Regions from separate parts of the Mus musculus genome. Here regions 1, 2, 3, 4, 5 and 7 are each linked to region 6. The links are chromatin loops, found by intact Hi-C in ENCODE. Cell type or tissue: gastrocnemius. All regions are shown on one strand.

The links. Peaks named below come from ENCODE experiments on the same cell type or tissue, not always from the same donor. Only the 100,000 strongest peaks of a DNase experiment are listed, where the experiment ranks them.
Region 1: a loop joins it to region 6, with 6 times the contacts of the local background. A loop is called at or near these places in 21 of 42 quality-filtered maps.
Region 2: it touches region 6 in a loop (7-fold over the local background); 18 of 42 quality-filtered maps call a loop at or near these places.
Region 3: it touches region 6 in a loop (2.9-fold over the local background); 20 of 42 quality-filtered maps call a loop at or near these places.
Region 4: it touches region 6 in a loop (10-fold over the local background); 18 of 42 quality-filtered maps call a loop at or near these places.
Region 5: it touches region 6 in a loop (4-fold over the local background); 18 of 42 quality-filtered maps call a loop at or near these places.
Region 7: it touches region 6 in a loop (13-fold over the local background); 36 of 42 quality-filtered maps call a loop at or near these places.

The regions. Positions count from the first base shown.
Region 1 is chr8:94,526,174-94,530,173 of GRCm38, forward strand. It overlaps Nlrc5 (NLR family, CARD domain containing 5), which reads left to right. Exons shown (of 49, transcript NM_001033207.3): 49 at 1-1,099. Among named protein-coding and RNA genes, the nearest start is that of Cpne2, 4.9 kb to the right of the region's middle. In gastrocnemius, a CTCF peak has its summit at 2,196; a DNase peak (open chromatin) is centred at 2,250; H3K27ac peaks cover 592 bases.
Region 2 is chr8:94,594,872-94,598,871 of GRCm38, forward strand. The region is part of intron 1 of Psme3ip1 (proteasome activator subunit 3 interacting protein 1); the gene reads right to left. Among named protein-coding and RNA genes, the nearest start is that of Psme3ip1, 4.9 kb to the right of the region's middle. In gastrocnemius, no CTCF peak of the experiment used is centred here; no DNase peak of the experiment used is centred here; H3K27ac peaks cover 602 bases.
Region 3 is chr8:94,906,637-94,910,636 of GRCm38, forward strand. It overlaps Ccdc102a (coiled-coil domain containing 102A), which reads right to left. Exons shown (of 9, transcript NM_001033533.3): 4 at 3,108-3,216; 5 at 1,638-1,754; 6 at 1,079-1,288. Among named protein-coding and RNA genes, the nearest start is that of Ccdc102a, 9.5 kb to the right of the region's middle. In gastrocnemius, CTCF peaks have their summits at 1,518 (motif pointing left) and 2,417 (motif pointing left); DNase peaks (open chromatin) are centred at 1,181, 2,125 and 2,405; H3K4me3 peaks cover 953 bases; H3K27ac peaks cover 2,387 bases.
Region 4 is chr8:94,488,332-94,492,331 of GRCm38, forward strand. Nlrc5 (NLR family, CARD domain containing 5) reads left to right here. Exons shown (of 49, transcript NM_001033207.3): 14 at 252-320; 15 at 1,182-1,250; 16 at 1,999-2,091; 17 at 2,494-2,577; 18 at 3,150-3,239; 19 at 4,000. Among named protein-coding and RNA genes, the nearest start is that of Mir7072, 15 kb to the right of the region's middle. In gastrocnemius, a CTCF peak has its summit at 3,812 (motif pointing right); a DNase peak (open chromatin) is centred at 3,853; H3K4me3 peaks cover 246 bases.
Region 5 is chr8:94,600,336-94,604,335 of GRCm38, forward strand. It overlaps Psme3ip1 (proteasome activator subunit 3 interacting protein 1), which reads right to left and starts at 1,391. Exons shown (of 8, transcript NM_028221.4): 1 at 1,162-1,391. Rspry1 (ring finger and SPRY domain containing 1) reads left to right here and starts at 1,606. Exons shown (of 15, transcript NM_026274.4): 1 at 1,606-2,095. It overlaps LOC115486880, which reads right to left and starts at 2,556. Exons shown (of 2, transcript XM_030243886.1): 1 at 2,478-2,556; 2 at 1,281-2,310. The coding sequence starts at 2,556. The coding sequence ends at 1,601. In gastrocnemius, a CTCF peak has its summit at 1,727; DNase peaks (open chromatin) are centred at 1,073, 1,531 and 2,534; H3K4me3 peaks cover 3,496 bases; H3K27ac peaks cover 3,571 bases.
Region 6 is chr8:94,700,855-94,704,854 of GRCm38, forward strand. n-TLcag5 (a tRNA gene) reads left to right here and starts at 2,777; the gene lies at 2,777-2,859. n-TLcag4 (a tRNA gene) reads right to left here and starts at 3,232; the gene lies at 3,150-3,232. In gastrocnemius, CTCF peaks have their summits at 2,180 and 3,355 (motif pointing right); DNase peaks (open chromatin) are centred at 2,175, 2,715, 3,321 and 3,678; H3K4me3 peaks cover 2,093 bases; H3K27ac peaks cover 1,698 bases.
Region 7 is chr8:94,811,238-94,815,237 of GRCm38, forward strand. Ccl17 (chemokine (C-C motif) ligand 17) reads left to right here. Exons shown (of 3, transcript NM_011332.3): 2 at 1-66; 3 at 523-799. The coding sequence ends at 616. Among named protein-coding and RNA genes, the nearest start is that of Ccl17, 2.8 kb to the left of the region's middle. In gastrocnemius, CTCF peaks have their summits at 1,746 (motif pointing left) and 3,486 (motif pointing right); DNase peaks (open chromatin) are centred at 1,741 and 3,522.

The DNA.
Region 1 (4,000 bases), 170 kb before region 6:
GCATCCTACGAATGCCCCAGGAGGAAAGAACACATTTTTCCTGTCACGATCCCTAGGGAGCGCATTCTTAGGGACTGAGAGCTTTGTTTGACCAAAAGAGGGCCATATATCATATATCATACATGACATATGTTACCAATGGGGCATTGACATTATGAGAGTATTATGAGGTTATATATACAGGAAAGGCTGTGTATGGTGCACTATGACCCCTTGACATGGGAAGGTCATACTCAGAGTAGGTCAAATGTAGAATTACATGGAACTTGTGGCATGACACCTGGTCATAGCCTCTTAGCACTGTAATTGGAAATACACATGATCAGGAATCCACTTATGACATGATGTCCATATCACATGACACACAACTTGACAGGGGACCACAGATAAGTCCAAGACCTAATTTATTATTATTTTAAAAAACATGAAGTTAGGCTAATGGTATAGGCTATGTTATATGAACAGCCTTTTAGCTGTTCAGGAATCTGAGGCAGACAGATCGCAAGTTCAAGGTCAATCTAGGTAATTTAGTAAGATCCTGTCTCAAAAGGTCAGAAAGGGCTGGGGATATGGCTCAATGCTAGAGTGCTTCCTAGCATGTGTAAAGCCCTAAGCTCAATGCTCGGTGCTTTTTTTTTTTTTAAGTATTTATAAGCACCTTCTGGAGAAACTTTTTGTCTTGTGCTAGGAGAGGGAGTTAAGAATTGAGTGGCCCAATGGTCCGGGGTCTGGGACATGCCAAGGACTTAGCATGAAGTCCCCTCCTGCCAGAGCCTCAAGTCTCTCTTCTGTTAATCGTGTTCTTCCAAGGACTTCCAGCCCAGGCTTAGGAGTTAACCTGACCTTGGGAGAGTTCGCACTCATCTCTTCTTTCCTGGTTTAAGGGACAAAGCCGAGCTACAGGTTTAGGGATAAGTACTTCCAGGATAATAGGCAAGACCACTAGGTCTAGCCTACCCACTACCTCAGCAGGATTCAGAAACCACTTGAAACTCCATGGTGTTTTGCTTTGTTTTGCAACTTCCAAAGGCTAAACTCACAACACTCCATATCAAATGATCAATAAACGCAGATGTAACTGGTGTCTGATGTAAACGCCTGTAGCTGGTATCTTGTAAGTTTCCTGCTTCTCCGAGGTCTGAAGTGTACTGTGGACTGGAAAACTGTAGAGTCAGACAGAAGTGAACTAGCAAGGGCAATGGGTGGAAGTTGCTGGTCACGTGACCACGAGCAACTCACCATACCTCACCTGCCGCATGAGGCTGCTATCAAAGCTCAGGTGGTAGAAACGGCTTTGCTTGACTTACATAATACTTAAAACTTTTATGAATTGATCAGTGTTTTCAATTTGGGAACTTGTACATAAAATATCTCAACTCTGACTTCCCCAGAGATAGCTCAAAGCCAGGCACGGTAGCATATGCATATAGAACATGGGCCATAGAGGGAGGAGAATCAAAGTTCAAGGTCTCTCTTTGCTACATTTCAAATTCCAGGCCAGCCTGGTCTATGAGAGACACTATGGGGTGGGGGTGCAGGGAGCCAGTCAAGCCCTTCCACTTGGAGGAGCAAAGCCACTCTGATGGGGCCACACAGATGTGACCTTTAGCTGGGGCACACATCCCTCAGGTTGCTACAGTCCCTCCCTTATCATCCTGAAACAACACCAACTACCCTTCTTTGCTTTTTGCCTGACCAAGAGTGTGGCACATTTTGAACATGGCTGAAAATGTAACTTGGACCTCTGCTATGTGCACTATGTGCGTACGTGCACACATTCTCTCTCTCTCCAATACACACACACACACACACACACACACACACACACATATATATATACACATATATATACACACACATATACATATATATACATGTCTGTATATGTGCATATATTTATATATACACACACACATATATATACATACACACACACACACATATATATATATGCACATATACAGACACAAGATAACTAGTGAGGTCAGAAAAGCAAGGTGAAGAAAGTTCCTGCTACAAATAAGTGATGATTATATTCTATCTCCCTTTATTTCTCAGGGTTGAGTATCATAAAGGATGCAGAGATGCCCCCAAGTGATAGAATGGCACCTCCTCCTCCTCCTCCTCTTCCTCCTCCCACATTGTGAAAAGCCAAGCCAGTAGAGTGCAGTTATGGCTCAGTGTCACTAGAGGGCAGGTTGGCCCACCAGTAATTTCCCAGTAGAACTAAGGAGAAAGAAGGCCATTTATGGCTAGGCGCTTGGTATGTCAAAGCATACTTGTGGCTCACCAGGATGACTTGGTTCTGACCTTTTTGGCCCTCTGCATTGTCTCTGGCATCCCACCAAGCACGAGGAGAAAGTCCTCCGGCCAAGTGCCAAACACAAGTGTCATACCAGGACACTCTTATCAGGCCAGAATAGGGGCAGACCTGGCAAACACGGGCAGGAAGTTAGCAGGTAGAGGATCCAAGAAGTTTACCAAGAAATCCCAGGTCCAATTCTGTTTCCTTTTTCTAGGAAATTGCCAGGTTGACTTGCAGGAGTTGTTCTGACTCCTGTCTTGGCCAGACTGAAGACAGGATAGTTAAATTTGAAAAAAGAACCAAGCACCGAGTGATGTGCACAGAGTAGTCTCCGAGGACAGGGAGCCTAGAACACAGAGACAGTCCTTCCTTTGTAGCCTGTTGTTTTTCATTAGGCTTTCTCTAACTCTGCCTAAGTTCTAACTTCCAAGAAACACTATTTGGCCCCAAAACACACCACAGGCTGACTGGCAAATTCCGAGCTGGCTAGGCCCACCTCACGTCAGTGTGCCAACTCCTTGTTCTTTTCCTAGAGAAACTTCCTTTCCTGCCGCCTACCTGCTTGGGAACCTTGGCAGGTTTTCATCTAAAGCAAGTAGGGCCCAGTGTCAAGGATGGCTTCCTCTGGGAGTAGACTCCTTTTAAAAATACAGAGAGAAGCAAATGAAATCCCATCGCTGGTACCAATGAGAAGTGTCAGGTCCTTCTCGGGGGTCAGGATGTGGCCTGGCCTGGGAGCACCTAAGTCCTCCCTCAGGGTTGGGAGAAGCTCGTGGTCCCTGTCACTTGCTCATCATCGGAGAGGGTCGAAGATGGCACAAATGTCCATCTTCCCGATGGAACTGTAGTTACCATTTCTCTCTCAGACCCGAAGCCCCCCTCCACTGCTTTGTCCGTTCTGTTCCCTAGCACAGCTGTCCAGAAGCCGCTGTTCCAAACCACCTTGGGGAACTGATGAAGAAGCTCCCTATAAATGCCCAGCTATAAAAACCTCCACATGTGATGTATGTCGGAGTTCTGCTTCAGCAAGCCTGAGCCTCCTGGGGCTGGCATTCTGCATTTCCAAGGAGCCAAAAGAGACCCTGGGGTTGTCCTAGGCTGGGGATCAAAGTAGCCTGCAGGTCTGGGTGTTCTGCAGACAAGAACCCCCCTCCCCATATGAAACGTTCCTGTACTCCATCTAGGTTCTGTTTTGACCACACAAAAAAGAACACATCCAGAGTTTACAGGAAAAAACCACTCAGTGGTCAGCTTGGGGACGATCACCAGGCAGCTTAGGTCCCATGGATTGGTCACCAGTAAGTCACAGTGGGTGGCCAGCCATCATCAACAGTGAAAGGAAACCCTCCTTTGGCTATGGCCACACCACCCGAACACTTTTGATCCTATCAGGGCTTGAGGAAGCTTTCCCTGTAACGGCAGCCAGCAGTGGTCTGAACCCAAGCAAAAACTGCCTTCACTGAGCCTGCATGATCTCAGACCAAGCTTTAGGGTACTGGTACACACACGATAATCCTAAGTCCCTCTGTCCCTTCCCCTCCCACACACTTGCCTGGCAGGTACTCAGGATATCTTTGGCTTACAAACACAGGGAAGGGCACAGGCCACCTGGGTTAGTCTGAGCAGTTTGGCCAGGCAACCAGCACTAGGGGAACAAACCCCAGAAGCATGTGCTGAGTTACATGCGCCCCACAG
Region 2 (4,000 bases), 110 kb before region 6:
ATTGCTTAGCCAAATTTTCATAAGTCTATACTTCCCCCCTTTGTTCGCTACAATAAATAAAGATAAAATACAAGCAGACAAGAAGCCCAGGATTAGGGGGATCTAAGCATCAGGACCGACACAGGACTGAGAGGATTTACATGGAAGGCCTATTTTGTCCTTCCTATGTTCAACTCTAGGAAGATTAAATACACCAGGCGTGGTGGCGCACACCTTCAGTACCAGCATGCACTCAGAGGGCAGAGGCAGAAGGATCTCTCTAAGTTCTAGGTCAGCACTCTCTGCATGACGAATTCTAGGACAGTCAAGGCTACTGTGAGATGCTGTGAGGGGTGGAGGGTAAGAGACAGACAGACACACTGACTGATTAAAATGAGCTTTTCTTTCCTTGTCCAGCTGTTTCAAGGTATCTGAAAAATGAGTTCAACTATGAAACCAAATACTCCCCCCCCCCCCCCCAGTGCTGATGGTCAAACCTAGAGTAACTCACAAGCTAGGTAAATGCTCTATTGCTGAACTACATACTCAGCCCAACATTCTTTTTTTTTTTTAAAAAGAAACATTCAACATTCTTCAATATGGATTTTTTAGAAATAAAAATCACTCTGTTTAAACTTAAGCAAGTTTCAAGGATTGAAAAGTTTGAGGCCAACCTGGTTTATTATACAGTGAGACTTCTGTCTCCAAAAAGAGCCATGGCTTACAAACTCATTTAACAGCCAAAAAACAAAGATCTTATGCTTCAAGGCAGGGTAACCTGTTACACACTGCAGTACTGTGTTTCTACTGGAGTCAGTATTTCCTTTCCAGGCTGGGGAGACAAAACAGGGTGTCTCATAGCAGATTGTGCAAGGTCTAAAAGTGCCCAACTTACAAAGTGATCATCATCCTAGAACTGAAAGCTTAGTGCACGGAACTTGTAACTAGTGCTGTGATGCAGATTAATGGGCTCTGTTTTCCTATGGAGTTGAATTATGTGATGGCAGACTACGTTAACATCTGGCTGGCCACCGTACCCTTCTAAAATCAGACCCTACCTGTAGAGATACACTCAAGGAATCACATGTCTGTGCTATACGCTTTATAGGGTAGCAGAAATAAGCCAGCCCATTTTCTTTTGACAGTTGACTGCTTCCCACTATTTTCATCCTAATGAGTAAGTCTCTGTACTTCAAATACAAGTGAGACGGAGAGGACTCAGTGGTTGAGAGCATTTGCTGTGCAGCCTTGAGGACCACAGTTTGGATCTCAGCTTTCAAGTAACAAGCCACAAGTCAAGCACACTTCTGTAAACCGAGCTCTGACAGGGTGGAAACAAGAGGCTAGCTGTGACTTGCTGGCTTGTAACCAATCTGCAAAAACCTAAGTTCCAGGTTGAGAGAAAAAGAGAGACGGAGACAGAGATAGACAGACAGACAGACAGAGACAGACTGACTCTGCCTCAAAGGAATAGACAAGAGAATAACAGATGATATACCCAACACCCTCTTATGCCCTTCACGTTCATGGAGAGACAAGTATAAAGGTGCGTGAATGTCAGCACACATTAACCACTCACACCCACACCTAGATTTGCTAGATAGTCCAATTAACCTCCCAAAAGACTACTTTCTAGCCAGAAGACACTGCTACCAAGCACTAGTAATTTAGATCAAGTCAACTTTCCCTGTCATAAAACTTGTTTCAAGAATGACTTAATAAAGAACTCTGTTAATACTTATTATGGATAAAGCAATCAGCAAGAAAAGTAACATTAATCTTCTAACACTGAAACTTCTATACTACAGAAGTAAAGAGATCTAATGAATCAATGAGATTATAACATAAGCATCTTAATCTTTAGTTAAGGTTTGTGTTATAAAGAGCAGTTTGTAGTAAATTTGAAGCATCGAAGAAATATGCAATTATATGTTAAGTATTTATTATGTTTACACAAACATACACACACTCTCATACTCACACAAAATCTTTCCACAGCACACGGAGGCAATCTCTCCTTACACCCATCCAATTCATCTTCCTACACTAAAGGAAAAGGGACACTAACTTACACATCCGCTCCCTTAGCTGGCGCTCAGCTCTCTACCCTTTACCTCTTAGGACAGACACAGTCCCTCACCGTAATTTAGTTGTATTTTGCTATGTGCTATGACAGGAGAGCGCAAAACAACTACTTCACCTGGAACTCGGGGAAGAAAGAAAAGCAGCAGGATGTTTTAGTTGTCAGCACCTCAAAACTGGAAAGAAAACGCAAGAAAAATTAACAATTTCAGCATTAGTATTCAACATGGTGCCTCTCTTGAGAAACGCTCAAAGATAGCTTGAATTGTAAACTATTGTGCCATATGGTTGCCTTTAGACCCAACTCACACACCAAACCCTACCCCATCTTCTAACACCCATCCTAACACGGCTCAGCAGCACAATCAAACTGAATAAGGAATTGTCCTATGTGATGCTAGAAGCCAAAGGTTAACCAAGGCAGCTTTTAAAAGCTGTTTTATGTTTTGTTTTGGGTTTTTGAGACAGTCTCACTATGTAACTTTGGCTGGACTGGAACTTGAAATATAGACCAGGCTGGCTTCAAACTCAGAGATTCTCCCTATCTCTGAATAGAGGCTCATCACTCCCCACCCAAAACAGTTCGTTTTTTGGGGGGTGGGGGGAAGGGGGCTTGGGGTTTGATTTGTTTTGTTTTGTTTTTTTGAAGGCAAATCTTCTTATGACACAGTGCTAGTTAGGCACTAAATAGGACTACAGTCAATGCAGCAATGTAATGATGTGGCACACAAGCAATTTAAGGAAAAGTAGGACACAGTTATTGCTACAGGAATTGAAGCTGAGCTTTAAGCTCTGCCCCACTTTTTCTTGGTTTTCTGTGTAGCCCTGGCTGTCCTAGAACTCACTCTGTAGACCAAGTTGGCCTCAAACTCAGAGATCCACCTGCTTCTCCTCCAGAGTGTTGGGCTTAAAGGTGCATGTCAGCAAGCCCAGCTTAAGCACTAAGCTCTTATAAGAGGACTAGAAAGGGAAGCCTCATTCTTATAGCTGCTGTGACACTGCATGGTGGAAATATTAGAAATTCTACATAAGCTGGACATGTAGCTGCAGCAGTAATAATACATAATAATAGCTGAAAGAAGGGCTGGTGAGATGGCTCAGTGGGTAAGAGCACCCGACTGCTCTTCCGAAGATCCGGAGTTCAAATCCCAGCAACCACATGGTGGCTCACAACCATCCGTAAAGAAATCTGACTCCCTCTTCTGGAGTGTCTGAAGACAGCTACAGTGTACTTACATATAATCAATAAATAAATCTTTAAAAAAATAAAAAAAATAAAGAGATACTATGCCGGGTGGTGGTGGCACAAAAAAAAAAAAAAAAAAAATTCTATTTAGCCGGGCAGTGGTGGCACATGCCTTTAATCTCAGCACTTGGGAGGCAGAGGCAGATGGATTTCTTAGTTCGAGGCCAGCCTGGTCTACACAGTGAGTTCCAGGACAGCCAGGGCTACACAGAGAAACCCTGTCTCAGGAAAAAAAAAAAAAAGCCAATAGCTGAAAGATAGGCCAATGGGTAAAATGCTTGCCAAACAAGCAGGAAAAGCTCAGTTTGAAGCTTCAGACCCCAAGTGCAGGACATGTCAGGTCACGCCTAGAATACTAGTGTTCCTGGAGATGGGATAGGAAGACCAGAAAACCCCCAGAAACTCGTGGGCCGGCTAGCCAGACATATGTGCTAGTAAACAGCTAAAGACTGTTTCAAACACGGTGGAAGTCAAGGTCTGGAGGGATGGCCCAGCAGTCAAGAGAGCTTGCTGCATCTCCAGAGGATAGATTCAGTTGCAGGCATAATACAGGTACAGAATTGCCTGTATCTCTAGCACCAGGGAATCTGGTGCCCTCTTATGATTCCCTCATATACCAGAGCGAGCGCACGCATGCACGCACGCACTCACGCACGCGCAAATCTAAAATACGTCTTAAAAGGAAAAAAAAAG
Region 3 (4,000 bases), 210 kb after region 6:
TGGCAGCTTCCCGCTTCACCCCTGCTGGCTGCTCTCACACTGCAGCCATGGATCCTGTTTCGTCTGCCTGGGCCCCCTTGTCACCCCTACCCAGACAGAGTCCTCATTTCTTCTGGGACTCCCCTGTTCTCGCTCTACCCTCTGGAAGGTCAGTTTACCACCAGTTAACTTCTGCTTCTCCAGCAGACCTCAGCTCAAAGTTGCTGTCCCCCACTGACCCCTACCCCCACCCCCAAGGGAAACCTTTTCAGGATCAGGCCTGACCATGTGATGGAGACAGCACTTTTGTTCCTTTAAACCATCATTCGTGAAACAGGTAGACACACCTGTCTGCTCATTGCTGCCAGGATCGCACAGTAGGTGTTCAGCATACAGAGCTACTATAATTATCAACTGCTTTATCTTATAGGAGTTTAGTCAATGCAGTTGCAGGTTGAGTATCTTTTATCTGAAGTGCCTAGGCTCAAGTATTTTGATTAATAATAATAATAATAATAATAATAATAATAATAATAATAATAATAATAAAAAGAGTCTCATGTAGCCTAGGCTGACATTGAATTCTCTCTGTAGCCAAGGATGACTTTGAACTTGTGATCCTCCTGCCTCTACCTCCCGAGCACTGGGACTATAGGTGTGAGACATCACACTATGTTATAGGATGCTGGGGATGGGACCCGGGGCTCTGTGCATGATTGGCAGGTACCCTACCAAACTTTATCTTCAGCCTAGATTCCACAGTTTTTTTGGACTTTTGGGGGGTATTCACACATACATCATGAGGTCTCTTGGGGACAGGCCCTGGGTCTAAACATAGAATCCACTAGTTGAATGCATATGTCACCAGGGCTTGAGGGCAATTTTCTTCAGCATCTTTTCTGCCCTCACATTTTGATTGGTACCGACCACATGTAGGTGTGAAATTTTCTGCTCTTTTAAGGCATTGAGTGGATGCTCAAAGTCGGGGGGGGGGGGTTGAAAGCATTTTGGATGTTTGGTTTGGGGGGGATCAGAGGCTCAGCCTATACTGTGTGGTCATTCACATGCAGGCCATACAGTAGTGTGCTGACTAGCCCACCTTGTTCTTCTCGAAAAGAGCAGCCTGGCTGGCCCTCAGGTCACAGTCCAGGGCACTGGCATTCTGCCGCCGTCTGCGGGCCAGAGCCTCCTCCAGGTCTCCAACCTGTGCGCGCAGCTTCTTGTTCTCCCGTTCCAGGCCCAGCTTCTCTGTCTCCAGCCGCTCTCTGCGGCCCCACTCGGCCGCATTCTCTGCCTGGAGCCTTTCCATCTGCAGCAGCAAGGGAGGTAGTGAGACTCCAGGGGGGTTGGGGTGGGGTGGGGGGAACAGGAGTGGAGAGACAAGCTAGATGCACCCCCCCCTCCTGAAGCCAAAAATGGCACCAGGAAGCAGATCCAGCTGCAGCAGCTATAATTATGCCGGGCTTTTATTTTTTTCACGGTGTGCAGGATGTGGGGGCGCTTCTGGGTTTTGTGTGGGAAAGGGGGTGCCTCCTGCAGGCTAGGCCCCTGGGGTGTGGACGGGCCCCCTCACAGCACAGCTGGGACTTTTATCCTTTTCCTACGGACTGCTTGATCAAACCCCTGAGCACTGCCCCTCCATCCTGCCCACCACTGACCTCACCCCTCAGCTCAGCCATCTTGCGATCCATGCTAGAGCGTGCGCCCAGCTCATCCTCCAGGTCTTCCGACATGCGGCCCAACTCATCCTGGTGCGTCTCCTTTAGGATGCTGAGCTGCAAGGACATCAGCCAGCCTGGTCATGAGAACCACCGGGATAGATCCCAGAGGCCGTACTAGAGGTGAGCACCAGCCAAGGCAATGAAGGACTTTTCAGAGTAGGCTCCTCTGAGAGTTCTTGGTGCCTCGAGATAGCACCCAACTCCTATGCTCTCACAAAGCCCTGCAACATCTTGCTCCCGTGTGCTACTCCCATTCACCTGGCCTCTTCCCACTGCCCACAAGACTGCACACCCAGAGGGCAGAGAGCTTGTCTGTCTGCCTTCCCCATGGCTCTCAACACCAGTGTGTATGCACAGACATCAGAACCGCTGTGGGCACTTCTCCCAAGCTGCTGGTCCACGCAAGTACACAGTGGGCATCTAAGACAATACTGTGGATGGAAGCCAGGCACAAGAGCATTTTCTGCGCAGATGCACATTGGCTCTCTGTTAGTGTCCTTCTGGCAACTACAGTTGGCAGTCTGAATAATGTGGGGCCAGGTTCCCAGATCCCCAAAAGAAGGGAGATTCAAGTAGGTAGGCAGGGGTTCTGGGACTCTTTATGAACTTGAAGAGATTCCCAGGTGTGGGCAAATTTCCAATGCAAGTCTCTGGTCTTTGACCTCCATGAACCCAGAGGATCCAGCAAGGCTTTCCCAGGATGGCTGCGCCCCCTGGTGGACATACTCAATCTGTACAAGAGGGAGACGAAGTAGCCTGCTTTGAGCACCTCATGGCTGAGATGGGACCGTGAGGTTGCATTTTCTTTTGACTGCCAAGAGGCTTCAGTTTCACTGGACACACACTAAATGTCACATCTGACACTTCCGTTCTGATCACAAACCCTCTGAAATGTAGCCTCTTGATCCTCCCTCTGACAGGATTCTCCAGCCATACTACCTCCTCTGTGTCCAGCACACACCAGTTGTCTGCCTACTTCAGGACTGCTGCTGTGAGCCACCAAATGCCCTATATGCTCAAAAATGGCTCCATTTGGCTCCTTTAGGTCTTGATTCAAACAAGGTCATGTAGGGAGTGGAGGAGGGATGCTGAGTCAGGGTGTCCAAACTGGCCTTGAACTCAAGGCAATCCTCCAGTCTCTGCCTCCTAAGGGCTGGGATTCCAGGTGTGTCCCACCAGACCCGGCTCATATGTCATCTTATAGAGGCCCTCCTTGGCCTCCATCCCATCTCATGCTCTTTTGATGCCTTCACAGCCCTGGGCTGTGCTACCATTAACCACCTGTCCTGGTACTCGGAACTACTATGGCTGAGTGTGTGAATTCTATCCTAACTTGACCCCTAGGTTGGAAGCCCCCAGCGTGCAGCCACCCCCACCAGAATGTCCCAGCCCCACACCCAGCCTTACTTGTTTGAGCATCTCCTGCTTGGTCTTGCTCAACTCCTCGTATTTGATCTTCCATTGGCTAAGCTCCCCCTCCAGCTTCTCGATGTTTTTGCTCAGAGCCAGCTTATCCCTGGGGAGTGGGGATAGGCAAGCACAAAGACGTTATTAGACTTCTTTTGTTTTGACTTCATATTTCAGGGAATATGTTAGCTTGACTTTGCTGTTGTTTAAACAATAGACTGTGTTCTCCCATGTTCTGTGGCTAGAAGTCTGAGATGAGGCGTGGGCAGGGGATGTGGTCAGGAAGAACCTATGTCATCCTCTGCCTAGCTTCTGCTGGCTACCTGGTCCCTTCGGCTTTCCTTAGCCAAAGATGTGATACCCACAGAAGTATTAGTCCAACTGTCGTCAGAGGTATGCTTTCTTCCTTCTTCCCTTTCCTCCCCTGTCCCATGGAACCAGGACTTGATCCATGATAGGCAAGCACTCTACCATTGAGCAAATCCCCTCTTGCGTAGTCCTTATATGATTTTTTTAAAAAGTAAAATCACACATGTGAACCAAGTATATCATCTATACACTCATTTCCTAGACACCAGAGCTGTAGAATATTCACGAACATCATCAGGTCAGACCCTCTAATCGCCCTCCCCAAAGCCCATGATGACCTCCATGTTCTAAATCCATCCGTCAACTAAGTCTCAGTCTAGCCACCCACTCTCCTGTGAAACAGTCTCTCTTAGCTCCTTTGCACTGCAAATGGCTCCCCTTCCTCTTCACTGCCCACTTCCTCTGCCAGCCTCTGAGCTTGACAGAACCAGGACCCCACCCCATAACCTTCTCCTTGCCCATCCACACCACTGAGTCTTACATTTCTATTGTTCATGACCCCTGCCTTTGCACCTCTCATCCAG
Region 4 (4,000 bases), 210 kb before region 6:
GAGACAGCACCCACATCCCAAAGTGTTGCAAGGATCTGAGGAAACCCCCACCCCCACCCCACCCAGGGAAGGCAGAGAGGGCACGCTGTAAACTGAGAGACAAACCAGAACAGGAAAACCCTGAAGCCTCTGTAGCAGGAAAGCATCACACTTCACAGCCTCATAGGAAGTCATAGGAAGGGGCTTAGTTTGGGCAGGTGTGGTGCCTTAGTGGTGCCAGTAACCTTCCCTTACCCGTCTCTTCTCCATAGCCTGCTAAACAACACCGTGGTACTCACATTTGCCCAGGAGCCGAGGGAGCAGGAGGGGAGCTGCAAGGGGTAAGGACCCAGTATGTGCACCTCTTTGGGGTGGAGATGTGCCCTCCCTGACCCAGGAAGACCTAGATAGGAACTCACAAAGTAGGCCTATCTCTGTATCTCAGAAGACAGAGTGTTTGTGTGATAGTGCATGGAACCCTGGGCTCAGTTTCCCCACACTGTACAAGTCAAACATGGTGGCATCTAAGATACATGAGATCCTGTCTGAAATACTGATCAAGAATTCACCATGGGTCAGGCAGTGAGCAGGTGTGGCGGGAGACATGGGTCTGATGAAAAAGGAGCAGAGGGCAGACTACTGGTATGCCAGGCCAGGCTGGGATGGCTAGACAATAATTATTCAATGGAAGCTTAAGGTTTTAGCCTAAATATTGAGAGTAGTCTGTCTGGCATGGCGTTCTGATATGGCCAGAACTCCTACCTTCCTTTGGCAAAGGGGTATATGTTTCCCTCCTTTGAGGGACTTGCAGCACATGGCCAGAGGCTTAGCTCTGTGTCTTGTGTGTCTAATCACAGGCTATTGCATATTGCATAGGGTCTGAACTCTGAAGGTTGGTGGGAGGGGATCTGTCATCTCTACCATCCCCTGTGGTGATAATGACAATGATATTAATGGTGACCATAACCAAGGTGAATTGAGCACTTACTCAATGTAAGTGTACAGCTAGCTAGCACTAGACTGAGACAACTCACATGTGCCAAACTAGTCCCAGAGAGAGGCTAGCCCCAGTCACATGCCAGACTAAAGTCTCACGACCCTGGCTAAGCACCGAGACTGAAAGGTTGACAGTGAGTTTGGCAATGGACCCTGGAACCAGAGGCAAGATGTGTTGAGTCTGGCCTTGCTATGTGTTCCTCCAGGAGGGCACCACTTATCAGCTTCGTGTCTCCTGTGACCTCCGAGTTGTCCCAGAGATCTCGAAGGATCAGGTACAATGGCAATATTCCCTTCCTTGTCCCCAAGCCTTAAGCCTGTCTCAAAGGCTCCCCAGAAGACACCACAACCTGCCATGTCAAGGAGTTATGGCTGTCAACTTCTTGTTTCCTGCATAGCCCATCCCTCCGTCTCCTCCTACTGTCTAGGCAGCCCTATCCTGTACCCTGCACCCTGGGCTGGAGAGACTCTGAACTGAGAAAAGGGGAGCCATGAGCCTCTGATCCCCAGTTCTGGGCATCAGCCTGGGCTCCCCTCAGCTCTGCATCTTCCCATCAACATCACCTTCTTTTTGCCTGCCTGCCTGCCTGTCTGTCGGTCGGTTGGTCTGTCTGTCTCTCTCCTTGCCTATCTCATTCACAGTTTGTTTCTTTCTCCAAGGTCCTCATTCTTATCTCTCCTCTGTCTTTGCTTTTTGTCCCTATCTGTCTCTGCCACTGTCACTCTGTGTCTCTTTGTCTCTGCCTATGTCTATCTCTAACTACCCCTGATGCAATCTCTACCTGTCTCTGTCTCTATTTCAACCTGTCTGTCTCTGTTGCTCTCTTGTTTATTTCTGTCTCTCTCTCTCTCCAACCCCAGCCCTATGCCTCTCTGCTATTTGGGGCATGCTGTGTGTTAGTCCTCCTGCCTTTCTCAATGCCATGTACCACAATCCCACCCTTCTGCCCACTAGGGGCAGCTTTCCTCTGGATACAGTGTCTGGTGGGCACTGCAGAGCTGTGTGGGTCTTGCCCCTTGCAGGCTGACACACTGTGGCTTCCTGGCCAAGCACACAGAGACGCTCTGTGAGGCACTGAGAGCCAGCTGCCAGACCCACAACCTGGATCATCTTGAGTGAGTATTTGATTCCAGAAAGGCAGCGGTGGGGACAGTAGAGTGTTGCTTGGTGATAGAATGCAGGTGTCCTGTTTTCTTTTGAAGAGTCTGATCCCCAGATTTCTTTCTCATTGACATCAGAGACCCTTCAGAGACCTGGGGGGCGAGGGGGGAGGGACAGTGACTTTCTTTCCAAATATACATCTCACACTGGTGCCCTTTGCAGCCATGTCTGGCTCCCAGAAGACCACAAATCTTAGAAAGAATGGTGGGGGTAGGGGGATGGAAGTGTCCCGTGTGTGAAGTGCAGAGTTGTGACGTAGTGCTTAGATTGGGTTCCTGGTCCCAGGAACCAGGTGACCACACTGCTGCCAAAGCAGAACCTACATCCTCCACTAACCTTTGCTTCTTCCTTTCCAGCCTATCAGACAACTCTTTGGGGGGCAAAGGAGTGATCCTGCTAACCGAGCTGCTCCCAGGACTGGGTCCCCTGAAGTCCTTGAAGTAAGCAACTAACCACCCCCCAAGGCCTCTGGGTTCCCACCAGTGAGAGGGGTTGTTCGGGTCTTCTTCTGGATACAGTAAAGATGTAACCAGAAAGTGCGTATGAGCCCTCTTCCCACAGCAACACACAGGCAAGTGTTCAACAAGGCCTCCCCCTGGCTTGACTAAACACTGACTTACTTCAAAGAACTCAGGGCCCCGCCGTTTGCTTCAGGCCTTCTCCAAGCAGCTCCTTTGTGTCTCCTTGGAGAAGAGATAGCTTTCCTCCCGCTCCTGTTAAGGAGTCTCCTCCCATTTTTAATTTACCCTGAGTCCCGCCATTCCCTTATCAGGCGGCAAAATAGAGTTCAGAGGGCGCTCTGGGCTCCAGTTGTCACCTTGAGCAAGTTCCTACCTGCCTAGCTCATCTCCACAGCTGTGCAGTGAAGTTGGGGGGGAGGGTTGTGATGGTCACCTGGGGGTTCACTGGGGTCTGCCATCTGCGGCCAGAGACACTCCCATCACTGGCCCTGTGCTCTGAAATTCAGAGAGCGTGTCTGAGTCCTTCACCACTGTCACTGTGTGATCCTCAGCCTCAGCAGGAATGGCTTGTCCATGGATGCTGTCTTTAGCTTGGTCCAGTGTCTGTCTTCCCTGCAGTGGGTGTTCCACTTAGATGTCAGGTGAGTGGCTGCCCTGTCCCCCACCCTCTCCCTCCTCTCATAAGCCCCTGCTGAGGCCTCATTTTTACAGGTCATTTGGGGTCATCCTCAGGATCTTAGATGATACCAGGTGCAGTGAAGGTGTGCTAGGATTAGTGAATGAAATAAATGAATGAACGAATGGACAAACGAACGAATGAATGAATGAATCAGTAAAGTTTGTGGCTCCATGGTACCAGGAACAATCAAATTTCTCCAAACTCTCCTTGGGACAAACATCTTTCCACTCTCCCTTACCCTCCAGGTTGTCCTTAGATACTCCTGAGCAAACTAGGGGCTGGCTGGTGGCCTTCGGGGCTCAGGGACTGGCTTAACTGGCATCTCCAGAGTTTATGAAGCTGGAGGGGAAGGCACCAGCCAACCCACAGCCCTGGATCTCCCCCATATAAAAAGCCTGTAAAAACCCTCTGCCTTTCTCCTCCTTCCCTGAGAATCCTAAGAATAGAGGTGTGGTGGCAGGTGGCCAATGCTGGTCCTTAACGTTAGGGTTCTTATGTCCTTATTTGGATAGAGCATGGAAGCCTGCCTTCTCTCCTGCTTTACCACGAGAGGGCGCTGAAATAATAGGCCAAGAGCCCTGCAACCAAGACTAACCGTGGCTGTCGATTGATCCATTGTTACTATAGTCCCTGGGTGGCAGGCTATCTCCTGGTCCCTTAAGCCCTTCTCGGGAGGGGACCCTTGGCCTCTTCTCAACCAGCTTCCTCCTCTTCGCTTTTAGC
Region 5 (4,000 bases), 100 kb before region 6:
CCCACATAATTCTTCCTTTTTTAAGACTTCAACTTCAGAGATAATTGGGCCATCCGACTTTCAGACCCTTACATATTATTCATAGCTCATCTTAGGCTCCAACTGAAACACAGGAGCTGCCTTTATTTCAACTCAGCTCCTTCTGTCATAGAAAGTTCTACAGATTCCTTTCAAATATCTCAGAAGCAGTACCCGCCAAACCATTTTGCTTGGTAGTTTATACTCTGCTTTGTTTTCTGGCAGTCTTGCTAAGGAAGCCAGGCCTGTCTCCAACTGACAGTCCCCCACACCCACACACAGCCTCGTGGTCCTAGGATTACAGGTACAAGCCACTACACGGAGCTCCTCCAAACCATTTTTATGATGTCTCTGGGGACACTTCAATAAATCAATTCACTTAACCAACGAAACTTGCTACACAGGTTGACAAGTCGCTGCAAATCCTACAGAGGTTCATATTAGACTTTGTGGGGTCCACTCTAGACTTAAACAATCAGACTGACCCAAGGGTGCAGCACAGGGTTTGCATTTTAAAACCAAGGGCCACAGACCTTGTGTTCCCCCAAGAAGCCATTTCCATGACCAATAGTTCTCCCTTTCCCTCTGCGTGGACTGGCATTCCAAGGGCACCAACTCTCAAAGAAGACATTTCAACGACCGGTTGTGTTCTAATAAAATAAGCACACAGCCTTGTTTCCTACTAGAAGAGAATGAGCGAGGCGCTGCAACGGGGAAATTTATTATGTACCCATCCTGCAACTACACACTTCGGGATTCAACGATGCTCAAGTCGGCATTCCACGTTTTCTAAGGAGCGAGGAGCTGCTCCGAATGGAACCGAGGCAGCAGCTCACTTTAGGCCTGATGGCTCCAGCTAACCGCAAAGTGCTGAAAGAAGACAAGGGGCCCGGCAGCTCGGGCGCGTAAGAAAGAGTCGGAACCTCCCACCACGACCGCCACGCCGTCCCGCAGACTCCCGCGGCTCCGCTCCGGAGTGGGCACCGCAAACTCCCAAGCCGGGCGACTCAGGACACCGCACTAGAAAGGACCGCGGGCTGGAGACAAACCTGGGCTCTAATCCTAACTCTGGCTTGGAGTTCACCCTCTCCACGGCCGAGAAGCCTGGTTTCGCCTCCCGGCGCGGACCCAGGCCGCACTCACCTACGAGAGCGCGGGAGGCGAGCCGCCCTCACCTCCGCGGCGCCTACCGTAAACCGTCGCCGCCAAGGCCACTCTCGCTCTTAAAAAACTAGAAAAGAAACCAAGAAAAGAACGACGGCTTAAAGGAAGAAAACACACTTCGCTATTGTATTCCTTTTGACCCTTCGGGGCTTCCTGTTCCTTACAGCCACAACACATTTCCACCCCGCTTCCGGCGGCATAGTCCAATCAACAGCTCTCTCCCTCCCCGAGCGCCTCGTGGAAATCCGGTGCTCCAAGACCGTATGGAGCGATCTGATTGGGTCGTTCGCCCTTCGGCAAGGGGATTAGCTGGTTCATTCCAGGCTGGCGGGCCGACCCGCGAGATCACGTGACACAAATCTTGACTGATGATTGGCTGTCTGAGAGAGAGGGCTTGCCACTGAGGAAGGGGCGTTTCCTAGGGGACTGAGGGAGGGCCCGGGCGGTGTGAAGCGGGGGTGGGCCCCTGCGCGTAATGGCAGTGCCGTGTCCCCGCGTCCATCTTTACCGCTCTCTTGGACCTGTCACAAAGGAGTCGCGCCGCTGTCGCTGTCCCCTCCCTCCGGTGGGCCCAGGAGCTAGTGCAAGTCAGTGCCACAGCCCGACCGCGCTGCTCTGGGAAGCCCCTTGGGGACGTGGCCGGGGAGGGAGCTTGAGGGCTAGCGACGCCTGTGAAGGAAGGGGACAGCCGCTGAAGCCTGGGTCGGAGAGACTGGACTGGGGCCGTGGCCGTCTCCGGGCAGGGGTCTTGGAGAGGGTGGCGTTGGTCAGAGCCTGGGAAGCAGCCGGCACACTCTCCTCCGAGGCCCGCGCTGGAGGCGCCTGAAAGCGGTTCCTGGAAGAGGGTGTTCCCCTTTAGGGGATCTTGACTGAAGGAGGTCCTGGGGTCACCCTCCCGAGGAGACTGGCTAAGGTGAGAAGCAGGTACCTCCTGGGGAGGCTCCGGACGCGGAGAGACCCTCGTTCGGGCTCCTCGGAACCGAAGGGGCCGAGGGGCGCACGTCGTGGGCAGGGATTCCTTCTGGGGAGTTTTGCGTTGCAGTGGGAAGCCGACTTCCCCTGGGATGGTCTGGTGTTGCCTTGGGGTGGAGAGTTCGACGTGAAGCGAGGCTGGGGAGAGTTCTTCGCCTTAGAGAGAGGCTGGAGGCGGGAGCCAGACCTAGCGGATTCTCCTACTCTCCAGGCCTGAGCTAAATATTAAGTAAAAAACCCTTGGGGAGGGCAGTCCTTTCCGTTGGAAAGCCCTAGATCGGGATGGTAAGCGGAAACGGGGATAGTCGGGGTTCTTCCCTCACTCTGGAGTCTGACTAGGTGTCCCAGAGTAAGGATTCTGCTGCCTCTGGCCTTCGCGCCAGAGTGGGACAGGGGAGTCATCCCACCAGCAGCACCCCCAAGCGAGCCTCCAAATTTGGCATTACTTCCTGCCGGGCCCGCTGTCTGCCTCACTTTCCCTGTTCTTACAGAGGGAGACCTAGTTAGAGCTACTGGGCTGAAACTCTTGAGATTCTGTCTTGCGCAGATGTCCGAGTAAGGTTTCGTCCCCTGGAGTGATGTACTTTGAACTTTTTTAAAGTTGGCAGTGTCTGTTACCGTCTGAGTAGAGTCGTGCAGTCTCCCAGGCTCCTCACTTAACCCATCTGCTTGTCCTTCCTTAGTTGAAGTGACTTGACATCTTAGAGTTTCTTCTGTAAAATAATCAACGCTGTGTGTGTGGAAGTAAGGTAGTGTAATGTATTGTTGTTGAGGAACAATGTGTTTTCTAATCTGGAAAATTGTTGATGTAAGAGACTAGCATAAATACTGGTCTTGATTACCTATAGAGCTCTGAGAACCATGTATCACTGAGTGAAATGTTAGTCTAAACCCTGCCTGCTTCCTAGACATGAAGAGGTTTCCAGCTTTTGTTTAGAGAGTTTTAATTTACTTTCCACTTCTAATAGTGCTGGGAGGAATTAGCATTTCCTTTGAGTAGTTTTTCTTTTAAGTAGTTTGTTCTAAATATTGTAGGCTCACTTTTTCTTGTATCTGTTCTTTGGCCTTTGAATGGCTACAGGTAGTGAAGACTAGGCAGCATCCCTCACCACTTGTAATTTGTAAATGAGCCTGTAGTTTTGTTTTGTTTTTCTTTCCATGAATTCTGCCTTGTGGTACCTCCAGAGTAATAGCTTACAAGGCACTTTTCAGTTTTCATTTTATGTAGAGTCTGCATTTCTTGAGACGATAACTTGCTGTGTAGACCCCTGTCATTACAAGACTACAGTATTAAAATAGTTACCTCTGTCAGTATGTGACACTTCAATAACTTTAGGTTAGTGGCACTTGTTAGAGTTGCATTGTTAGAGCTGATGTCCCAAAATTTTAGGGATTTCCTTGTGGGTTTTTGTTGTTGTTGTTTTGAACTAGGGTTTTTGTTATTGTCTTTTTAAAGTAGGCAAGTAGGCTTATTTGTTTGTTTGTTTTTAAGTTGACCTGAATTTCCTGTATTTTAATCTTATGTTTCCTGATTGTTTGTTGGTCTTTTGTTTTACTTTCTGTGGTGGTTTTGTGAGCTTCTTGATTTCCCAGGATGCATGGTGCCCAGGGCTTCTGTTTAATATCTTTGCAAGTTCTGCGTTTTGCTGTTTGTATAAGCCCTTTATTTTTTCTAGATACAGTATTTTTAAGCTATTGATTATAGAAAGTATTCCATCATGGTCTATGTAGACTTTTTATGCTTTGTCAGCAAAATAACTTCTTTTAGTAAATATTAAGGGGAACTTGATACTTATAAATGCTTAGCATTGTATATAATAGTGTGTTGTTTTTCTGTACTGAATAG
Region 6 (4,000 bases):
TTTCCTGCTAGCACATATACTGACAGTCTCACACTTGTGCTAGTGGTGTGGGGTTGACTCTTTCCAATTTAACTATTAATTATTAATTCATTCGTTCATGGTTTGTTGCCAGTCACAGCCCCCTCTGCAGACCCAGGTGTGCCCTTTAATAAATGGCTGTTAAGACTTGAATGAATTTTCTCAGATCTTTTTCTTTCTTTTTTTTTTTTTGTTGTTTGTTTTTTAATTTTCACTGGTGTAGCTGTGTAGAAATAAAGACACTTGTATGCATTTATTTTTTTTAAAACCTTTCATCTACTTTAACAAAAATGAGGTTAGTGTACATACTGAATTTTTTAAAATTATGAGCCACTTGGATGTAGTGCCTAAGGCAGCAAGACAGGCTTGCCCAGGTTCTTGGTATTAAAACAGCACCTCACACTCGCACATCAAATTGTTTCCCACTGAGCCACCTTCCCCCCCCCCCCCCCTCCATGGTGAAATTTGGAAACTTGGAGAGGAGCTTCACTCTCTTTGACTTGCTGCATGACAACCAACTCCTTGGGTAACTAACTAGTCCTTCGTCACCCTACCACAGGCTAACACTGACTTCCAGCCAGCCTCATGCTGGGGTGTTCTTTTCTTTTCTCTTCTCTTCTTTTCTTTTCTCTTCTTTTCTTTTTTCTTTTCCTCTTTTCTTCTCTTCTCTTTTTCCTTCCTTCCTTCCTTCCTTCCTTCCTTCCTTCCTTCCTTCCTTCCTTTCGTTCGTTTTTAAAGATAATGTCTCATGTAGCCCAGGCTAATCTTAAACTCACTCTGTAGTGGTGGAAAATCTTGAACTCCTAATTCTCCGTTCTTTACCTCTTAATGGCTGCGATTATGGGTTTTAAATTGAGAAACAGTTTACTTTGAGAAGTTACTTTTTGCTTGTTTTGGTGTTTCTGTGTGTCCCGTGTCGTCGTCCCCCCCCCCCCCGTCGTCCCCCCCCCCCCCCCCCGTTTCTCTGTGTGGTCTTGGCTGTCCAAGATCTAGCTCAGTAGACCAGGCTGGCCTTGAACTCTTGAACTCTGCCTCTGCTTCCCAAGTGCTGGGATTTTTGTTGGGAGACAAAGTTTTTTCATGTAGCCAGGACTTAAATATGCATTTACAAACAAAATAAAAGAAAGGAAGAAAGAAAGAAAGAAAGGTAGAAACAAAGGAAGGAAGAAAACGAAGGAAGGAAGGAAGGAAGGAAGGAAGGAAGGAAGGAAGGAAGGAAAGAGAGGAGGGGAGAGGGGAGGGGAGGAGAGGAGAGGAAGAGGAAGAGGAAGAGGAAGAGGAAGAGGAAGAGGAGAGGAGAAGAGAAGAGAAGAGAAGAGAAGAGAAGAGAAGAGAAGAGAAGAGAAGAGAAGAGAAGAGGAGACAATAATGTATCTGTAGGAGAAGGCTGTAGCTAGCTAGCTAGGTTGGTAGAGTACTTGCTTAGCATGAGTTCGGTCCTGGCTGGGTAACCCTAAGTGAATGGAGTTCAAAGACATCATCGACTACTTAACGATTCTGAGGCCATCCTGGGCTATGTGAGACCCTGTTCCAAAAAGAAAAACAAATTAAAAAAAAAAAGTCACACACACACACAACTCCAACACAACAATAGATTCAAAAAACAACAAAGCTCTACAAACACCAACAACAGAATATGTCTCACCACAAATTCAACTGGGAGGCAAAAGAATATGAAGTAGAAACTCTTGTTTACTGATGGTGGAAAATAGCAGGAAGTGGGGGGGTGGGTGGGGGCGGGGCTTGAAAAAATTAGGATTAAACTAGGCTCTGTGACTTACATGTCTGTATATAGTTGTAGCATTCAGAAGGCTGAGACAGGAGGATAGCAAGTTCCAGGATAATCTGAACGACATAGCAAGATTCTGGTCAAAAGCCATCAACCAACCAGCCACACAAACAAGCTTGGTACTTTGACAGCAGCAATAAAACACCTCTCTACTGGGCGACTGGCCAGCTTGGTCGTGAATGTCTCTGGTGACCGGGCTATCTACTCAGATGCCCCATTACGTTAACCCTCCAACGCCCTTACAAACCAACATCCTCCAGCCAGGGCTCAAGGACTGATGGCACCTTCAGGGCTTTGAAGGCAGACGACAGTTCTCTCCCTAAGATCTCCATTTTCTCTGAAGCCGATGGCTGTGCTCACAGCATCCCCTGCCGGCAGGCCATCTCCAGCCAGTCTGTCTTACTAAGACGCCTCGGGCATCCTGTGGCGCGGAGCCGGGGGTCGTCTAGAATTCAGTTAACTGTAGCTCGTCCTTGTATTTACATCTATAGTTCTTCTCTATAGAATGTGAGAGAAACAGGTTTTTGGCGACATTTCCAGTGAAAACAGCTACAGGTCCGTTTGAAAGAGGGGGAGTCTTGTTAACACTGTATGTGTTTCTTGTTGTTTATTTAGGGTTTTTAATTTATTTTTAAAAAATATTTTATTTTATTTGAGATCGAGCCTAACTCCATAGCAAAGGCTGGTCTGGAACTCGAGGCGATTTTTCTGCTTTAGATTACTGCGTGCTAGAATTACAGATGAAGCTCGCCACGCCCTGCTACTAACCGGTGATTTTTAAACCCTGGGTAGACTGGACTGTAGACATTGCATTGCACAAAGCAGGAGAAACGCTGGCTGTAGATGCCAAGCAAGCATGTGTCTGTGCGACCGGGGTGATGGTGGGGTAGGGTAGTGGTGGTGGCGTGGCAGCGGTGGTGTTACAGAGTGCCAATAACTAAAATGAACATGAAAAGGACCAACTCTCATGTCAGGATGGCCGAGCGGTCTAAGGCGCTGCGTTCAGGTCGCAGTCTCCCCTGGAGGCGTGGGTTCGAATCCCACTTCTGACAGAATTCCTGTTTTTTTTTTTCCCCCTCCAGTAATTCTCTCTAAAAATTAAAAGCAAATTTGAAAACTAGACCTGCGCTTGAGACACCAGAGTGGGAATAATCATTCTCTCCCTCCCCCGCTCCTGGAATTCTTTTTACAGTTTCAAATCAAAGAAATAGGTAGTAAGAAGATAGTTTTAAAAAGTATACAATAGCATTTAAAACGACGAAGAGGAGTATATTATGAAGAGTCGATAATTATTACCTAATTCACTTTATGTATAAATTGAATTATGAAGAAAAGAGCAACTTGTCAGAAGTGGGATTCGAACCCACGCCTCCAGGGGAGACTGCGACCTGAACGCAGCGCCTTAGACCGCTCGGCCATCCTGACAACTGGAAACAGAGCGCCTAGTCAGTCCTCTTTGTAAGCCTCTCAATGTGCGCATGCGTAATGAAGTAGCTTCTGGGATTTTTTGCACTGGGCGGAGCAAGCACCCTATGTAATACTACGAATGACCGGCAGGTGGCACTCGCCACTCGCTAGAAAACTCAGAAGGCGCCAGACCTGCAGTTTCTTTTAAATGAATGCAGAAACTGTGCCCTTCATCCTTGTTTCCTGCGGATCTGCCAGCATCCTTGCTTTTTTTTTTTTTTTTTTTTTTTGCATCCCCACCTTCGTGTCTTTATGGTACGTGGCAATCAGGTCCGTATATTCGCGGCAGCTAACGGTGCTTAGCCTTTGCTACCCTGACCCGGTTGACGTCATAAAATCCTGGTCCCCTTGCCTAAAGGTGATCAAAACCTCAGCGACCCATTTGCAGGGTTACTGGTTTGTTTCAGACTCTAGCTTAGATGAATCCCGCAGCGACACGGTCTGATCCGGGTTTTGGCCGTGTCTTCAGTGCCCACACAGTGCCTGACACACAATAGTATGCAGGTCAGATGCCCCCTATCCCCGCGCCGTCTCGCTTTCAGTTATTTCGTGACTCATCGCTCCTCTCCGCCCCTTGCCTTTTTCTGTTCCTTCTCGCCCCCTTCTCAAACCTCAGACTTGCTCACGGAAACAGAAAACCTCAGCCCAAAAGAAGCTGTTCCTCATGTTATTTCCAAAGGTATAAATAAGGATGGCATACCGTGCCCACAATAATAACGATGGTAA
Region 7 (4,000 bases), 110 kb after region 6:
CATTCCTATCAGGAAGTTGGTGAGCTGGTATAAGACCTCAGTGGAGTGTTCCAGGGATGCCATCGTGTGAGTATCCCTCTGTCCCACTCCTCTGCCTAGAACCCAGAGTGGGAAGTGGGTGGGCCTTGGAGTGCCCAGGAAGGCCACTGGGAAAGAAGGAAGAGAGGACAAGCCTGATTCCCCTAAAGGCAGTTTTGGGAACCCAGGGATACTCTTGTACCCCACACAGCTGAGGGGGTCCAACCTCTTTATGTATGGTGAAACTGAGTTTCCAAGATGGATAGGACATCCCAGGTAACAGAGCCAGTAGGCAGTAATACTGTCACCTCTCACTCTGGGTCTGAGCTGAGTAGAGACTAACACACAGCCTGAGGCTCTTTCTCTCAGGCTCAAGGTGCTCTGAGGAGAGAGGAGGCTAGGCATGAAGTCCTACTGCTCAGTGTTCAGGTCAATGCAGATGTGGCTGGTGGCCAAACCCTGAAGGCCTTCCTGGGCTCTTACTCACTGCTTTCTCCTACATAGGTTTCTGACTGTCCAGGGCAAGCTCATCTGTGCAGACCCCAAAGACAAACATGTGAAGAAGGCCATCAGATTGGTGAAAAACCCAAGGCCATGACCTTCCCGCTGAGGCATTTGGAGACGCCAGGGCTGCTGTCCATGGTTTCAACATAAAACGGCCTGTGACCAGCAGAGCCCAAGAGCAGCCACAGAGCAGAAGTCCCTGTTCCCTTTTTTATGGACTCTTATGCACTACAGGCGAACACAAAAAAAAGCAACGGAATAAAGCCTTCCTCCCTCAGACTGGGTCAGTACGTTCTGTCCCCACAGTGCAGAACGCCTTCCATTCTAGCTGATCACACAGGGAGAGTCCTCACAGGACAGCTGCGCCTGCTCTGCCCAGGTTAACTGAGGCTGAGAGGGACACATGGCCCCATACAAATGAGAGGTGGAACTGGAGAGACGTGGTCAAGGGCAGGGCAGAGCAGAAGTGGTGAAGGAGCCTAGCAGGTCCCTCACAAGTGTCCCCCTCCCTCTGTACCCCATGGAAAGTGTCCAAAGGAATCCCAAGGAGGGCCTGTCTTCTCTGTACCCCAAGTGTCCCAATCACCCCAAGACCAGCCCCTATTATTGTCCCACATGAAGCTGAAGTCATCCAACCTGCGCTGGACTCTGCCACATGTCCAGACCCTTCTGAGTGTGTCTGCCTTCCTGGAGGCCCTGTCTCTCCTCCTTCATTTCTGAGTCCCCCCCCCCCCCCCCCACTGCAATCTGTTCTGCCCCCAGCTCCAGGCTCACGATTCCTCCTCTGTCCCCTCTGCACATGGGGCACTGTTGATGCCGACCGCACAGGCCCTGGGGTTTCTTCCCAGGCTCTTGGGGGCTGGCTACCTTTCCACTGGGCTCTGATGCTGGTGGTTCACTAAACTATGCCTATGTGTGCTTGCAGACCTGGCTCTGCCATTCTACAGAGGACTCTATGAGCACTCTGGGACTTCCGTGAGCCGCTGAAGGAATGGTACAGGGGTCTAGAAAGCCCTGTGTCCAAGCCTAGCTCAGAGCTGGGGCTGGACTGCTAAGGTCTCGTATTCCAGGTCAACCATGCTCAGTCAGCATGCCTCTCTTTCTAGGACAGGTTGTGGCACAAGCAAGGGTCTTCCTTTTCCCAGTCTGTCTGGGCTGCAACAGCGAGTTATCTGAGAGGGTTTTTTGTTGGTTTGTTTTTTTAACCTATTGCTGCCACCTTGTGGCCAGTTTTTGCCTTGAAGAACGAATGCTAAGTGTCCGAATAGGGTAGAACCAAGAACACCACATTAACAATCAGGAGGCTGGTGGCCCTGAAGTGGCTTCTCTGTGGACCCAGGGTTCCTTCTACTGCAATAGACTTCTCTCCCTTGAGCACCAGGAGTGTCCCTCCAACAACTACTTAAGATTCTGAGTCCCAAGGCTCCTTCTACAGAGTCTTTGTGTGTGTGGGGGGGGGGGGGGGAAGCCTCTGAATCCAGTGACTAGAGAGAGAAAGGATGGTTGGCGGGAGGGGGGAGGCAAAGGGGAGCCCCTACTGGAGGCTTGCATCCTGTGTTCCAGAAGAAAGGTGCCCTCGGAGTATTTTTTTTTTTTTTTTTTTTTTTTTTTTGAGACAGGGTTTCTCTGTATAGCCCTGGCTGTCCTGGAACTCACTCTGTAGGCCAGGCTGGCCTCGAACTCAGAAATCCGCTTGCCTCTGCCTCCCGAGTGCTGGAATTAAAGGCGTGCACCACCACTTTTTGCTCTACCAGAGAAAGCCTTCCAGAGACATCTGTTGGGTAAACTCAGATAAGCAGGGCCGCAGAGACCCATGAGAGGTGTCCTGTGGGCCCTGGAGAGAGTAAAGGGGTTATTTCAAGGCCACTGGACAGAGAAAGTGTGGGGCCACAACTGGCAACAAAATGCCAGGAGGAGGAGGAAGAGGAGGGTGCAAGGTGTGTGTGGTGACAGCCCCCACATTCCTGGAGGCACCTTAAGGAACTGTGGCTTGAAGACTCTCGTGCTTAATGAGAGAGGGGTAGAAATGGGGACGGGGAAGGGGATGGACAGTGGAGAGGGATGCAAGGCATCTGTTGGTTCTTCTGTCTTGAAAGCGCCTCCCCTGTCCACTTCTGAAATACAGTTTCCCTTCGTTGCTCCATGCAAAACACCACCACGCCCACAAGAACTTCCATGGTCTTCCTATTTCTGTAAGTCACTCCAAGCCCGACATACACATGCCTAATCTTGGCCAAATGTCACCTGTCACTTAGGGAGGCTTAGATTCCCCCAATTATTTTACAGTCTCTGATAACTTGGGTCAGCTAACTCAGTAAATGAATTATTTATATAGTGGACATTTGATAATATATTTTGTCAACATGGCTGGATGAATTCCTAAAGGAACACCACCTACAGGGAAATAAATTTTCAGAGGATCCCTAACACTGAAACACCCTTTAAGATGTGGAAATTGAAGGAGCCTGATATGACTGTCTACTGAGAGGCCCTGCCAGAGCCTTACAAATACAGAGACAGATGCTCACAGCTAACCACTGGACTGAGCACGGGGTCCCCAAGAGAGGAGTTAGAGAAAGAACTGAAGGAGATAAAGGGGATTGCAACCCCATAGGGAGAACAACAATATCAACCACCCAGTCCCCCAAGAGCTCCCAGGGACTAAGCAATCATGGTTCCAGCTGCATATGTAGCAGAGGATGGCCTTGTCAAGCATCAATGGGAGGAGAGGCCCTTGGGCCTATGAAGGCTCGATAGATGCCCCCAGTGTAGGGGAACTAAGGGCAGGGAAGTGGGAGTGGGTGGGTGGGTGGGTGGAGGAAAACCCTTATAGAAGCAGGGGAAGGGAGGATGGAATAGGGAGTTTCAGGGGGGGACTGGAAAAGGGGATAACATTTGAAATGTAAATAAAGAAAATATCCAATTAAAAAAAAAAGTGGAAATTGAAATTGGGCAGTTCTTCAATACCCCACCAGGGGGCGTGATGGCACAGTAATAGATGTCCAAAATTGATGATAGCTGCACATACTCTGGTCCTAACTGATTGGAGCTGTGGAAGACCTTAAACAGGGATGTCTGTAGCTGGTCAGATGGTCCCCTGGGGGAGCAGAGGTCAGAAAATAACCCAATACACTACCAGAGTTAGCAAGATAGGGGTGGGGGTGGGTGGGTTACAAGGACTAGAAGAGCCACCAACACCAGGAGCTTGGGCAAACGCTAAAAGCACTGGGCGAGAAGTCCACTGGCTTCTATTTCCTTCGCCTGTAACTGTTTCTCATCCACTTATCACAAGGCCACAAATACCAAGTGGTGTTTGTATCTCTGTGATCCAACTTTTGTGAGTTTTTAAAAATCGTTATAAGCTAGGCATGCTGGTTTATGCTTTTAATTCATGGGCCTGTCTGTGTTGCAGTAAGCATTAATTGGGTGTTTCTACCCCATCTGAGATCATTTAGTGCCTAAATAAAATATTTATAAT